Regions from separate parts of the Mus musculus genome. Here all the other regions are linked to region 1. A link is a contact called in ENCODE POLR2A ChIA-PET data. All regions are on one chromosome and are shown on one strand. The core of a region is the stretch at or near the end of the contact, and the rest is flanking DNA. Distances in the headings are between cores, read along the strand shown. Region 1 holds the start of Rabggta (Rab geranylgeranyl transferase, a subunit). Region 2 holds the start of Mdp1 (magnesium-dependent phosphatase 1). Region 3 holds the start of Ltb4r2 (leukotriene B4 receptor 2).

Region 1 (3,900 bases), core at 574-3,073:
ATTTTTCTTCTATGATTGTTTTGTTGTTGGAGCTTTTTGTTTGTTTGTTTGTTTTGTTTGTTTCTTCGTTTGTTTTTGAGATTACATAGCAGAAACTAACCCGGAACTCCTTTTCTAACCCAGGCTGGCCTTGAACTTGGGGTTCTTTCTCTTGTCCCATGCCTTGAGGTTACAGGTGTTCTCTAAGACATCCAATCCAGCCTTTTAACTTTTTCACTTAACATCTCAGTGCATATCCCAGGCTGGCTTCAGACTCAGGGCCTTCCTGCCTCAGCCTCCCAAGTGCTAGGATTGCAGGTGTGAGCCACAAAGTTAGGCTGAGACGTATTTTTAATCACTCTGCTTTGGCTTCCACATGTGGTCCTCTGTGTGTGTGTGTGTGTGTGTGTGTGTGTGTGTGTGTGTGTGTGTGTGTGTGCGCGCGCGCTCACATGCATTAAAAATACAGAGCTCCCATCACAGTGCCAGGAGCAAAGATAACCAGTGACTCAGCTGTTTCCCCCACTGGGACTGAAGTACACAAGGCCAGAAGAAGCATCTCTTTTCTTCTAGAATACGTTACCTAAAAGAGGACCTAGAAAAGGGCTGGGCAGGTAGTGGATACTTTAAATCTGTCTCCATGGCTCACGGTGAATGAAAGTAGAGAGAACACAGGATGAAGAACATTGCAACAGCCTTAGTGGCAACTGCACTGAATGGTTATTAAAGAGACTAAAAAGCTTTGAGAACACTGCCACTTAGTGCAACAATGATGATAAAGCTGGCACTCAGAGGGGGGAGACGGGGGGGGGGACTCTTTTTTAGCTTTTAGAGTTTGAAATATCTCTAGGACATATAAGCGAAACTACATTTTTCTTCTTTCTGGTTTTTTAGACAGGGTTTCTCTGTGTAGCCCTGGCTGTTCTAGAATTCGCTCTGTAAGCCAGGCTGGCCTCTAACTCAGAGAACTGCCTGCTTCTACCTCCTGAGTGCTGGGATCAAAGGCAGTGTGCCACCACTGCCCAGTGATACTCAATTTTTAAAAAAATTAGAAACCTCACTATTATCTTAAACTCTAGACCCTCCTGTGTCGACCCCCTGAGAAGCTGAACATTACAAACAGCACCACTGCCTCTAGCTTTTGACCATGTCAACAAATACATATACTGCTATATAATTGTCACTATCATTATGCTTGTGGACGTCTGGACTGGAGAGAGGTTTGGGTGCCATATAGTAACCATGAATGTAGATGAAATCAAGAGAACAGGAAGGAAACCGAGAACTTTTGGCAGCCAGAACTCGCTGATAGCAGGTTGCTGGAGAAACTTCTTCACTTAGCCTGGAAAGGGACTCTAGCCAGCCTGAGTTTGGCAAACATGGCTCTGTCAGGCCTTGCCCTTCTCTCCACTCCCTCTGTCTTGCTAAAAACGTTAGATTGAGTTCCTAAAGCTAGCTACCGAGATCCGTTCCCTTATTCACCTCATCCTAACACAGGATTTCCCCTTTTACCTTTATAAACTGCCACTCTCCTATGGGCCATGCCTGTCTCCTCTCTATTCAAAGACAGTCCTTTGTCCCCTCTTCGAGAGAAATACCTGCCCCCCCCGTCCCCCCCCTCCCCTCTTCTCTTTCCCCTTCTCCATCTCCTGTCTTGTCTCTTATTCCTATACTTCGTCCCTCTAGGGCAAATAAAGCTCCTTTGTCCTGAAAACTTGGTCTTGGGGTGTCCTGAGCCGATACCAGTCCCTTCAAGGCTGCAGTTTGAGTTGCGAATGGGAAGAGCCAGGCCTGCAGGGGGCGCAGCGCCTCGTCTCCGCACCTCACACAGCACGGAGCCGCTCTAGCCACACTGGGACTCGGTGGCGGCCGGAGTTGCACGTCCTGGCACCTCCTCCCTGAGCAGGTGAGTTCGCCGGTGGAGGAGGGGGTGCAAGGGTCCACGGGACGGACGGACGGGCGGGCGGGCACTGCTCTCTATATGCGCGGCGTGTGCCTCGGCCCTGACGGGTGGGGCTTCGGAAAGATCCGTGGGGACGGAGGCCGTGGTTGTGGTGAGCGCTTCCTCCTGACCTCACAGTGCCAGCCGCCGGCCCCCTTTTAACTCACGGGGATCCTTATCCTGGGCCTGCTGGCAGCTTCCGGGAAACACCTGGGGGGCGGGGCCGTGTGGGCGGGGTTCTGTGATTGACATCTCTTTCGGCAGATTGAACGGGCTGCCTCCGGACCCCTCCCCTATCGCCAACGCTGAGCCGAAACCATGGTGAGAACCCTGAGCTCAGCCCCTTTCCCCTGCATGCCCATGCCCTCATCCCACGTGGCTATCTCGGCCGGGCTTCTGCAAGACTGCCCTTGCGAGGCAACCGGCGTTCATATTATCCTATCCTCATATCCCTGGTAGCATGGGCGCCTGAAGGTGAAGACGTCCGAAGAGCAGGCAGAGGCCAAAAGGCTAGAGCGGGAACAGAAGCTAAAGCTCTACCAGTCAGCCACTCAAGCTGTCTTCCAGAAGGTGGGGCCCTCGGAGGTAGTCCCCAATAATACAAAGACCAAAAGCTTGACCCTAGAGTCAAACTGTAGGGATCCAAATTTTGATTCTGTCTGTTGTTGCTGTATTGCCTTGTTCGAGTCACTGGAACTGCCTTCATCTGTAAAATGGAGCTGATGATTGCACAACCTGTGTACGAGTATTGCAAAGATTAAGTGAGAAAATACCTGTTAGGCCATGTAAGGTTTTGCACAGTACCTGTTGCATAGTGCCACTATTGACTGGTTCAGAGTTTATAATGTTTAACCTAGAGCTGGGGAAAGGCTGTGGTCCCTGACCCTATAACCTGTCTTCACAGCGGGAGGCAGGCGAGCTGGATGAATCCGTCCTAGAACTGACAAGCCAGATTCTGGGAGCCAACCCTGATTTTGCCACCCTCTGGAACTGTCGCAGAGAAGTGCTCCAGCAGCTAGAAACCCAGAAGTATGTAGTAGTTCAGGTCTCTGCCCTGGCCCTCGCCTGGGTGCAGAACTGGAGGAGGATTGGGGTAGCCGGGCATAGAGATAGGATAGTAGGGGGACCAGATACAAGAAGGGAGGGACAAGTTGGGGTTGGATGTTGGAAGGCTCTAACCCCCCTTTCTCTTGGGGTCCAGGTCCCCTGAGGAGTTGGCTGCTCTTGTGAAGGCAGAACTAGGCTTCCTTGAGAGCTGTCTGCGTGTGAACCCTAAGTCCTATGGCACTTGGCACCACCGCTGCTGGCTGCTGAGTCGCCTGCCTGAGCCCAACTGGGCCCGGGAGCTGGAGCTGTGCGCTCGCTTCCTCGAGGCCGATGAGCGGAACTGTACGTGTCCACAGTCCTGTCCCTACAAACCTCATGGGCCCCGCATCCTGGTACTGGGTCCTCAGAGCGGGGAGGGATACACAGGATCTAGCACCAGCATCCTGGTAGTGCTGAAAGGGATGGCGGAACCAGATGTATGTATAGGAGCAGTCTATGTAGTTTGCATGGAGGAATTGCTAGGGCTCTCTGAGGAATTCTGGGGGCCGTCAGTACAGTAGCTCCTCTTTGTCCTGCGTCTGAGATAGGCTCCCTCCCTCAACCTCTCTAGTTCATTGCTGGGACTATCGGCGATTTGTAGCTGCACAGGCTGCTGTCGCGCCTGCAGAGGAACTAGCCTTCACTGACAGCCTCATCACCCGGAACTTCTCCAACTATTCTTCCTGGCATTATCGCTCCTGCCTCTTGCCCCAGCTGCACCCCCAGCCAGACTCTGGCCCCCAGGGACGGCTCCCTGAAAATGTACTGCTGAGAGGTGAGTGGGCCTAGACCAGCAGTTCTCAACCTGTGGCTTGCGACCCCTTTGGGAGTTGACCAACCCTTTTCATTGGGATCGCCTAAGACCATCAGGAATATCAGGTATTTACATCATG
Region 2 (3,900 bases), core at 691-3,190, 62 kb after region 1:
AGGACCCCAGGGTGCAGTGTTCCTGGCCCAGATGGCCCCTGCTGGCTATTGGGTTTTAGTTTGCAGTCATGTGTGCTTCCCTGTCTTATGGCTGTATCCTTGGTTATCAATAAAATATTTCCTGGCCATCTGGACTCTTTCTTCTTGACACAAATAACTGAAATCCAAGTGGCTATAACCAGTAGAAGTAGAACGGTGGAAGGAAAGGTGCTGCTCTTAGGTTAGTTTTGAGAAGGTGTGGGTGGGATAGGGTGGAAGGTGTCTGACTTTGTAGTGCCAGCTGGCCTAGAACTATGTAGACAGACTATATAGACAGACTGGCCTCAAATTCACATGGATTTGTCTGCTGGGATTAAAGGCATGTGCCATCAGCCTGGAATATTCTTTCTTTTTTTTTTTTTTTTAATTTGGTTTTTCGAGACAGGGTTTCTCTGTGTAGCCTCGGCTGTCCTGGAACTCACTCGGTAGACCAGGCTGGCCTCGAACTCAGAAACCCACCTGCCTCTGCCTCCCGAGTGCTGGGATTAAAGGCGTGCGCCACCACGTCCAGCTTGGAATATTCTTTATTTTAAAACAGGTGTTTGATAGGTATCCCAGGCTGGCCCTGAACTCTTGTTTTGTTGTTTTTGTTTTGTTTTTGTTTGTTTGTTTTGTTTTTGAGACAGAGTCTATATAGCTCTAGCTGTCCTGGAACTTAGTATGTATACCACGCTGGCCTTAAACTCAGAGATCTGTCTGCCTCTGCCTCCTGAGCATTGGAATTAAAGGAGAAGGCCACCACACCCTTGAATTTTTAATCCTCTCTCCTTTGCCTACCTAGTAGGTGGGATTACAGGCATGACCCACCTGGCTTGGCTTTTCAACTGAAAAACATTTTATTCCATTATCCCAAATGATTCTGGATGGGTTGTGTCCCCTGCACACTGAGCCCAGGGGAATTATTTCTTCAAAGTTCTAAATACCAGTTTAGCCCGCTTTTGCACTCCACCTGTGAAGCAAGCTCAGGTAGTGTTTGGTCCTCGTCCCGTAGAAGGATCACTAGACTAGGAAAGCCTACTCCAATGTGGGCTTCGGTCAGTTCTAAGCTCACAAGTGCCAAGTGTTGTCACACTTCCTGACTCCATGTTAAATGACTCCCTTGGTAATTTGAAATCGGACATGGTAGCTAGCTGTGGTGGTTCACGAATGTAATTCCAGCACTTGGGAGGCTAAAGCATGAGAATCAAGAATTCCAGAGCAGCCTAAGTTGCATACCTAGTGAATTAAAGGTTACCCTTGCCTTCATAGTGAGATCCTACCTTGAGAAAGGAAGAAGGGGGGCGGGGAGAGGGGGCGCGGGCGTCTGCAGCAAGAATAGTTTCAGAAATTGGCAAGCACTACAAATCCATTTGTACAAACTCACATCTGTTAAAATACTGTTGCTGAGGACGGTAGAAACCAAAAGAAATCCTTTCCCAGGGCAGCCCTCCTAGCCCTTCACAGTGGCTTGAAGAAAGTCTCAAAAACCTTACGGACCCACCCCTTTATAAGACTAGATTTTCATTCATTGCCCATGCTGATCTCAACCCCCTGCCTAGGCCTCCTGTGTAGCTGTGGTTAAATCACTTTGGGGTGCAGACACTACATTCTTTCTGCTTATACTGTTGCTGAAGACTAGTTTTTTATACTGTCAAGATTCTGACATGAAGACAAGATGAGTGCAGAGTAATAAACTCATGAGATGAGGTCTCAATTTCAAGACAGAAGTGCACAAAGAAAGCTGTGGCTTCTCTAGTGAGAAGTGAGTTGGGTGGTGTAAGGAATACTTTGTGGCCCGCGCCTTGGAGGGAGGTGTGGTCGCCGGTTGCAGCTATTCTCCCCGCAGAGCCTCCGAAGGCGCTCTTGCGCTGTCGGAGGAGGCCGAGCGACGCTCTAGTCACCCGGGCTTTGCCGGTTCTCTGTGGCTCGCCCGCCGCCTACTTGGCCGCCATAGAATTGGGACACACTCAGCGCCAAGTTTGGATTTGCGGGTGGATCATGACGCGGCTGCCAAAGCTTGCGGTTTTTGATCTGGGTAAGGAACGGCAGGGGGATTTTATAAGGCGCTTCCCTTTTCCGCTCCCCGCGGTAGCTAAGTGTCTGCACTCCTCCAGCTTGAACCTTCTTCCTCCTTCCTCTTGCAGATTACACGCTCTGGCCTTTCTGGGTAGATACACACGTAGACCCCCCATTCCACAAGAGCAGGTGAGACTATAAGAGGTATGGGACCAGAAAAGACATTGCGGGAACTGAGCGTTCTGTCATATTCTCCAGCGATGGAACTGTACGAGACAGGCGGGGCCAGAACATCCAATTGTACCCGGAGGTGCCCGAGGTCTTGGGAAGACTGCAGAGCCTTGGCGTGCCTGTCGCCGCTGCTTCTCGGTGAGATAAGTAACTGTGCTGCAGACTCAAGTAGATGCATAAAGAAATTGCACTTAACTCCCTGAGTACCGAAAACTAGGAAGTGCAAATGTAAAAATATTTTCGTTGCTTTTCTTTCTTTCTTTTTTTTTCTTTTCTGTTTGTTCGTTTGTTTTTGTTGCTGTTGTTTTCGAGACAAGGTTTCTCTGTGTAGCCCAGGCTGTCCTGGAACTTGATCTGTAGACCAGGCTTGCCTCCAACTCACAGAGATCCACATGCCTCTGCCTCCCAACTACTAGGGTTAAAGACATGCGCTATCCACTGCCCGGCCTTCGTTGCTTTTCTATCATTAGCTTTCTGTACTTCTAAATTACTAAAGATTAGTTCAGCGCTAGCTATGTCGGAATCTCTGGAACTGAATAACAGGGCAAAGTTGTCCCTTTATCCCCTTATACCTAACTTTGCCTGCATCTCTGGCACTCCCCTAATGCATGTATTTAATGCCTTTTTTTTTTTTTTTTTTTTTTTAAGGACAAGTGAGATACAAGGGGCCAACCAACTCCTGGAGCTCTTTGACCTTGGCAAATACTTTATTCAGCGGGAAATCTACCCAGGCAGCAAAGTCACACACTTTGAGAGGTAGGCAGACAGCTGGTGTGGGAGCAAGTGGACTACAAAAGAAGTCAGCTTGACAAGTGGTTACCCCTGCCTTGTTCTTCACAGGTTGCACCACAAGACCGGAGTTCCTTTCTCTCAGATGGTCTTCTTTGATGATGAGAATCGGAATATCATAGACGTTGGCAGACTTGGTACTGAGTCACTGCTGGGGGGTGAGGGGGGGGGAGTTCTTAAAAGAAGATAAAGTAAGTGTAGGGTGGGTAGTATACGGCAGAGCCTTGAAAGTGTGGTAAAATGTGACTGCTCTTTGTTCCAGGCGTTACCTGCATTCACATCCGGGATGGGATGAGTCTTCAAACGTTAACTCAAGGATTAGAGACATTTGCAAAGGCCCAAGCTGGACTCTGAGGTCCAATCCTGTGGATAAGCCTCATCTGCAGTGTAAAACTAAAATCAAGAAAGCCTTGTCAGGGGCTCTTGTATTAAAGTGTCCACGTGTGACAGTCAGGGTTCTGCCACCGTATGGGTTGTTTCCATTTTTCTTTTCTTTTTCACAAAGATTTATTTATGTATATGATACTGTCATTGTCTTCAGACACACCAGAAGAGGGTATCGTATCAGATCCCATTACAGATGGCTGTGAGTTACCATGTGGTTGCTGGGAATTGACCTCAGGACCTCTGGAAGAGCAGGCAGTGCTCTTAACCACTGAGCCATCTCTCCAGTCTGTTTCCATTTTTCTAACATGTAAACTGAAGTTGTGTCCTGATTAGAGTGCACCAGGTTGTTGTTTCCTTGTGTTGGAACCCACCCTGAGACCTCCTCCAACGGTTTCAAATAGTGGGGTGCCATAACGCTGTGCATTTCTTTGTAGGGACTAAAAGTTAATACTGTTTGGA
Region 3 (3,900 bases), core at 905-3,404, 39 kb before region 1:
CATGTGCTTTTGTCTCAGTGCCAACCACCAGTCAAGCAGGAACACTTTCCCTTCACGCTACACAGACTTCCTTCCCTGCTCGTAGGCCAGTTTCTTCCTCCTAAATGCTTCTAAGAATAGATTTTATCCACCCCCATCCAAACTCTAAAGTGGTTCTCCAGATAGGCCTGGGGAGGCAGACGACCTGGATGGGGAGGCAGGACAGAAAGCCGCTGAAGGCTGACACCATCCAGTCCTGACCTGTCTTGGTAGAGCTTGAGAGAGCTTCAGTACACTCCAGGAGCACACTTAAGCCATCAGCGAATGGCTTCCCAGGGTATTTCACAAGAATAGCTACTGGCAACGTGTAAATAGTGTTGGTACACGGATCCAGGCTGTACTGTAAGCACAAATTTTGAACATAGGCCACAGTCACCCTCACAATGCCATGGTTTGGAGGAATCAGGTTCAGATAGAGAAATCCTTATTCAGCCAAACTCAAACTGCAATCAGAGAAGGGTCCTCAAGTACTCCAGAGCTCTGGGAACACAATGAAAAGTGGTAGGGGAGCCCCAAGGTGGGGTTTAGGGTCTTGTCTACCATTCTTGACTGTCTTTCTCCGTCTTGCCCCCATCTCCGCCTCCAGGGTCTCCATTGCCCCTGCCCTGCCCCATTACTTTCAGCTTAGGAGTAGTTCGGAGTTCCATGGTACCCTCCCTAGAGCGGCTGCCCCCTCGGGCCTCCCCAGAGCCCTCGAAGAGTCGAGTAAGGAACCGAGGCCCGGCCCGCGGCAGCAAATCCCCCGCAGTGAAGACATAGAGCACTGGGTTGACGCTGGAACTGAAGAAAGCCAAGGCTGTAGTTCCAGCGCGCGCCGCCTGGCCCGCCCCGCCGAGCCTGGCCAGGGGTCCTTCCGGCGGAGCGAGCGCGGCCACCGCCTGTAGGAGATTGACCGCGTGGTAGGGAGCCCAGAGCAAGCCAAAGGCCAGCACGATGGCGCTCACCAGACGACCCACCCGTGTGCCTTGTCGCCCCGAGCCCCAGCGCGCTCCTCGCAACCGCGCCAGCGTCACGCCATAGCAGCCGAGCACGGTCCCAAAAGGCAAGACGAAGGCAGTCAGGGTCTCCAGGCTCAGATGAGCAGCTGCGTGCACTGGCGATGGGTGGCACAGCTGACACACGCGCCCGCCCCAGAGGTGGCGGTAGACCGCGGCCGGGACGGCGAGCACCAGGGCGGCCAGCCAGACCCCCAGCAGCAAGCGGCGGGCCAGGGCCGGGCTGCGCAGTCGGGGAGCCAGGAAGGGCCGAGTGACAGCCAGGCAGCGCTGCAGGCTGAGCAGGCCGGTGAGCAGCACGCTGGCGTACATGCTGAGCGCGCACACGTAGTACACCGCCTTGCAGCCCACCTGGCCCAAGGGCCAAGCCTCTTGGCTGAGGAAAGCCACAAAGAGCGGCGTGAGCAGCAGCACCGCGCCGTCGGCCAGGGCCAGGTGCAGCACAAGTGTGGCCGCCAGTGGCCGGCCCGCCGTGGGCCGCCAGCCCGCTAAGCTCCATACTACGAAGCCATTGCCTGGCAGTCCCAGCAACGCCGCCAGCAGTAGAAAGGCAGTGCCGGTGGCCCGCGAGCCCTTCCAGCTCAGTAGTGTCTCATTCCCAGGCGGACGGTAGCAGACAGACATCCTTCTAGGGGGAGAGCTGCAAGAATCCAGGGAAGGGGACATTCAGGATTGGGGCAAAAGCCCACACGACCTCTGATGCTAGATGAGAAGGAGCGTGCCTCCCCCAAGTTCTCGTCACCTTGCCTCTCTTCTCTCCAAGAAACCAATTCAAACAGCTCCTTAGAACCTGTGGCTTCTGTCCTCAGTCAAACCTTCCCACCTTGGTATGTTCCCAGAGGTCGCTGGTACCAAGGCACTGGTGTTCCCCAGTTCCGTTGTAGACAGTCACTGTCTCCACTTCTGGCCTTCTGCATACCTGCCTCTGTATCTAATCTCAGTCTTTGTATCTCAGGGCTAAGGTGGCTGTAAGGAGTAAAGGAGAATGGGCAGATCTACTTACCCGCTGGGAGAGAACAGCATTGGGGGGCGCAGAGAGATTTAGGAAGGTGACAGGTGAAGCCAGCTGCTGTGGATGAGGTGCCTAATCCTGCCCCGTGCCTGTCACATTTGCGGAGAGGATGAGTCAAGAATGGAGAGGGACAAGATGGTGCTCACCCTGGGCCCTCCTTCATCCTACTCCTTCCCATCACTGACAGGCCCAGGCATGTGGAGGCCAGCCTCCCCAGGAAGCAGGATAAGGCTGAGGTGCAGAGAAGGCTCAGCCTGCGGAGAAGAGCAGTTGTACCTGCTAACGACTGCTCCCACATCTCCCCACCTCTGGCCCCAGTCCTTTCAGCCCACCTCCTGCAATGTTTATGTTCTATCTAGCCTCCATGGCTTGCAGGCAACAGAGAAGTAACCCAAACAAGGCGCTCTCCCAGCTGCTCTCCTTTTGCTTGTTTCAACCTTCCGTTCCTGCGGAGTGTCCTCTTCTGCTTCAGTTTCTTTGGGGGCCTGTCAGAGCCCCTCCACCCTACAGCTATTACTCAGTTGCCGGTGACATTTCAGTGTAATACATGATGCTCAGGCCTAAGGCTATGCATTTGGGTAATAAGAGCTTACAACCTGGTTTAGGGGTGGAGATCATAACACTGGGGAGGGACGGAACATATTAAGATCAGGAAGAAAAAAAAAAAAAGATCAGGAAGAAGGCTGAAGAAATGGCTCAGTGGCTAAGAACATTTGCTGCTCAGCCAGAGGACCTGGGTTTGTTTTCCAGCACCGTGTTAGGCAGCTCATAACTATTTGGAATTCTAGCTCAATAGATTCTAACACTGACTCTGACCTCCACCTCTCTCTCTCTCTCTCTCTCTCTCTCTGTGTGTGTGTGTGTGTGTGTGTGTGTGTGTGTGTGTGTGTGTGTGTCACACACACCAGGAAGAGGAGAACAATCCAATGCATTGCTCCCCATGACTAGCCATCAGGACCCTGAGGTATACAGAATACCTAAGGCAGAATAAAACTAGGGCATGCCCATTGAGGGAGGATTGCCCTAGAGGTGTTATACCCCTATAATTTGCCCTTGATTGGTGCCTGAAGTGGCCCTGGCTGGGGCTCCAGCTGGCATGAGAAATGAAGCTGGCTAGGTCACAAAGCTGTCCAGGCACTTTGTGTTTCTCAGGTGTAAAGGGCTGCAATATATGTGCCGCCACTAGATGGTGCTAAACCTCTTTGTGCGCAGCTGCGAGAACACAGCCAGCCAAAGCCACCAGTCCGTCTCCGGGGCTTTTGCCCAACCCCTGGGGGCTTTAACCTATCCCCAGGGTGCATGAGGATCATGGGTGTTGCTACCAGTCCTAGTTTAGACACGTCACCAAAAGTATTTAAGCCACACACTTTCTGAGCCTTCTTTGTCTACCTCACTATGTTTAAGAAGTAAAAGTTAACCGTGGAAGAACCTGGTGTGTCCTGTGTTTATTTCCCGCGGGACGGGGATAAGCTCGGGATACTCAGGACTCAAGAAGCTAGGGAACTAGGAGAGCCTTGGAGGCTCCCAGTCAGGAGAACAGGGACTGTGCTCAGTTAAGGGGTTTACTAACAGTAAATCTCAGTTTCTGTGCAATTATCCATCGTGGCTACAGTTAACATCAGACATGAAACCTTGGCCATCACAACTAAAATTCTTAGACTGAGGAGAGGCTCAGTCCTTGCTATACAAGTGTGAGGACCTGTATTCGGCACCCAGAAACCATCTTAAAGGGGTACATGGGTTGTAATCCTGGTGTTGGCAGATGGAAACAAGTGGGTTTCTAGGGCTCACTGGCCAATGATCCTAACCAGCACAGCAATTTCCAGGCCTATTGAAGACCTTGTCTAAAAGAAA

Evidence for each region. ChIA-PET counts read pairs that join two places held with the same protein, here RNA polymerase II (POLR2A).
Region 2: POLR2A ChIA-PET joins it to region 1 with 11 read pairs in embryonic stem cell. The contact joins the promoter of Mdp1 here to the promoter of Rabggta in region 1. POLR2A ChIA-PET finds 5 or more read pairs at or near these places in 3 of 5 experiments (Patski and embryonic stem cell).
Region 3: POLR2A ChIA-PET joins it to region 1 with 20 read pairs in embryonic stem cell. The contact joins the promoter of Ltb4r2 here to the promoter of Rabggta in region 1. POLR2A ChIA-PET finds 5 or more read pairs at or near these places in 3 of 5 experiments (Patski and embryonic stem cell).

Annotation. Positions count from the first base shown.
Region 1 is chr14:55,720,186-55,724,085 of GRCm38, reverse strand. It overlaps Rabggta (Rab geranylgeranyl transferase, a subunit), which reads left to right and starts at 1,823. Exons shown (of 17, transcript NM_001360387.1): 1 at 1,823-1,885; 2 at 2,186-2,242; 3 at 2,381-2,491; 4 at 2,826-2,950; 5 at 3,123-3,310; 6 at 3,579-3,782. The coding sequence starts at 2,240.
Region 2 is chr14:55,658,491-55,662,390 of GRCm38, reverse strand. It overlaps Mdp1 (magnesium-dependent phosphatase 1), which reads left to right and starts at 1,940. Exons shown (of 6, transcript NM_023397.5): 1 at 1,940-2,053; 2 at 2,163-2,223; 3 at 2,293-2,403; 4 at 2,914-3,021; 5 at 3,106-3,191; 6 at 3,317-3,900. The coding sequence starts at 2,017. The coding sequence ends at 3,408. It overlaps Nedd8 (neural precursor cell expressed, developmentally down-regulated gene 8), which reads left to right. Exons shown (of 4, transcript NM_008683.4): 4 at 1-128.
Region 3 is chr14:55,759,682-55,763,581 of GRCm38, reverse strand. It overlaps Ltb4r2 (leukotriene B4 receptor 2), which reads right to left and starts at 2,154. Exons shown (of 2, transcript NM_020490.2): 1 at 2,038-2,154; 2 at 353-1,674. The coding sequence starts at 1,658. The coding sequence ends at 576.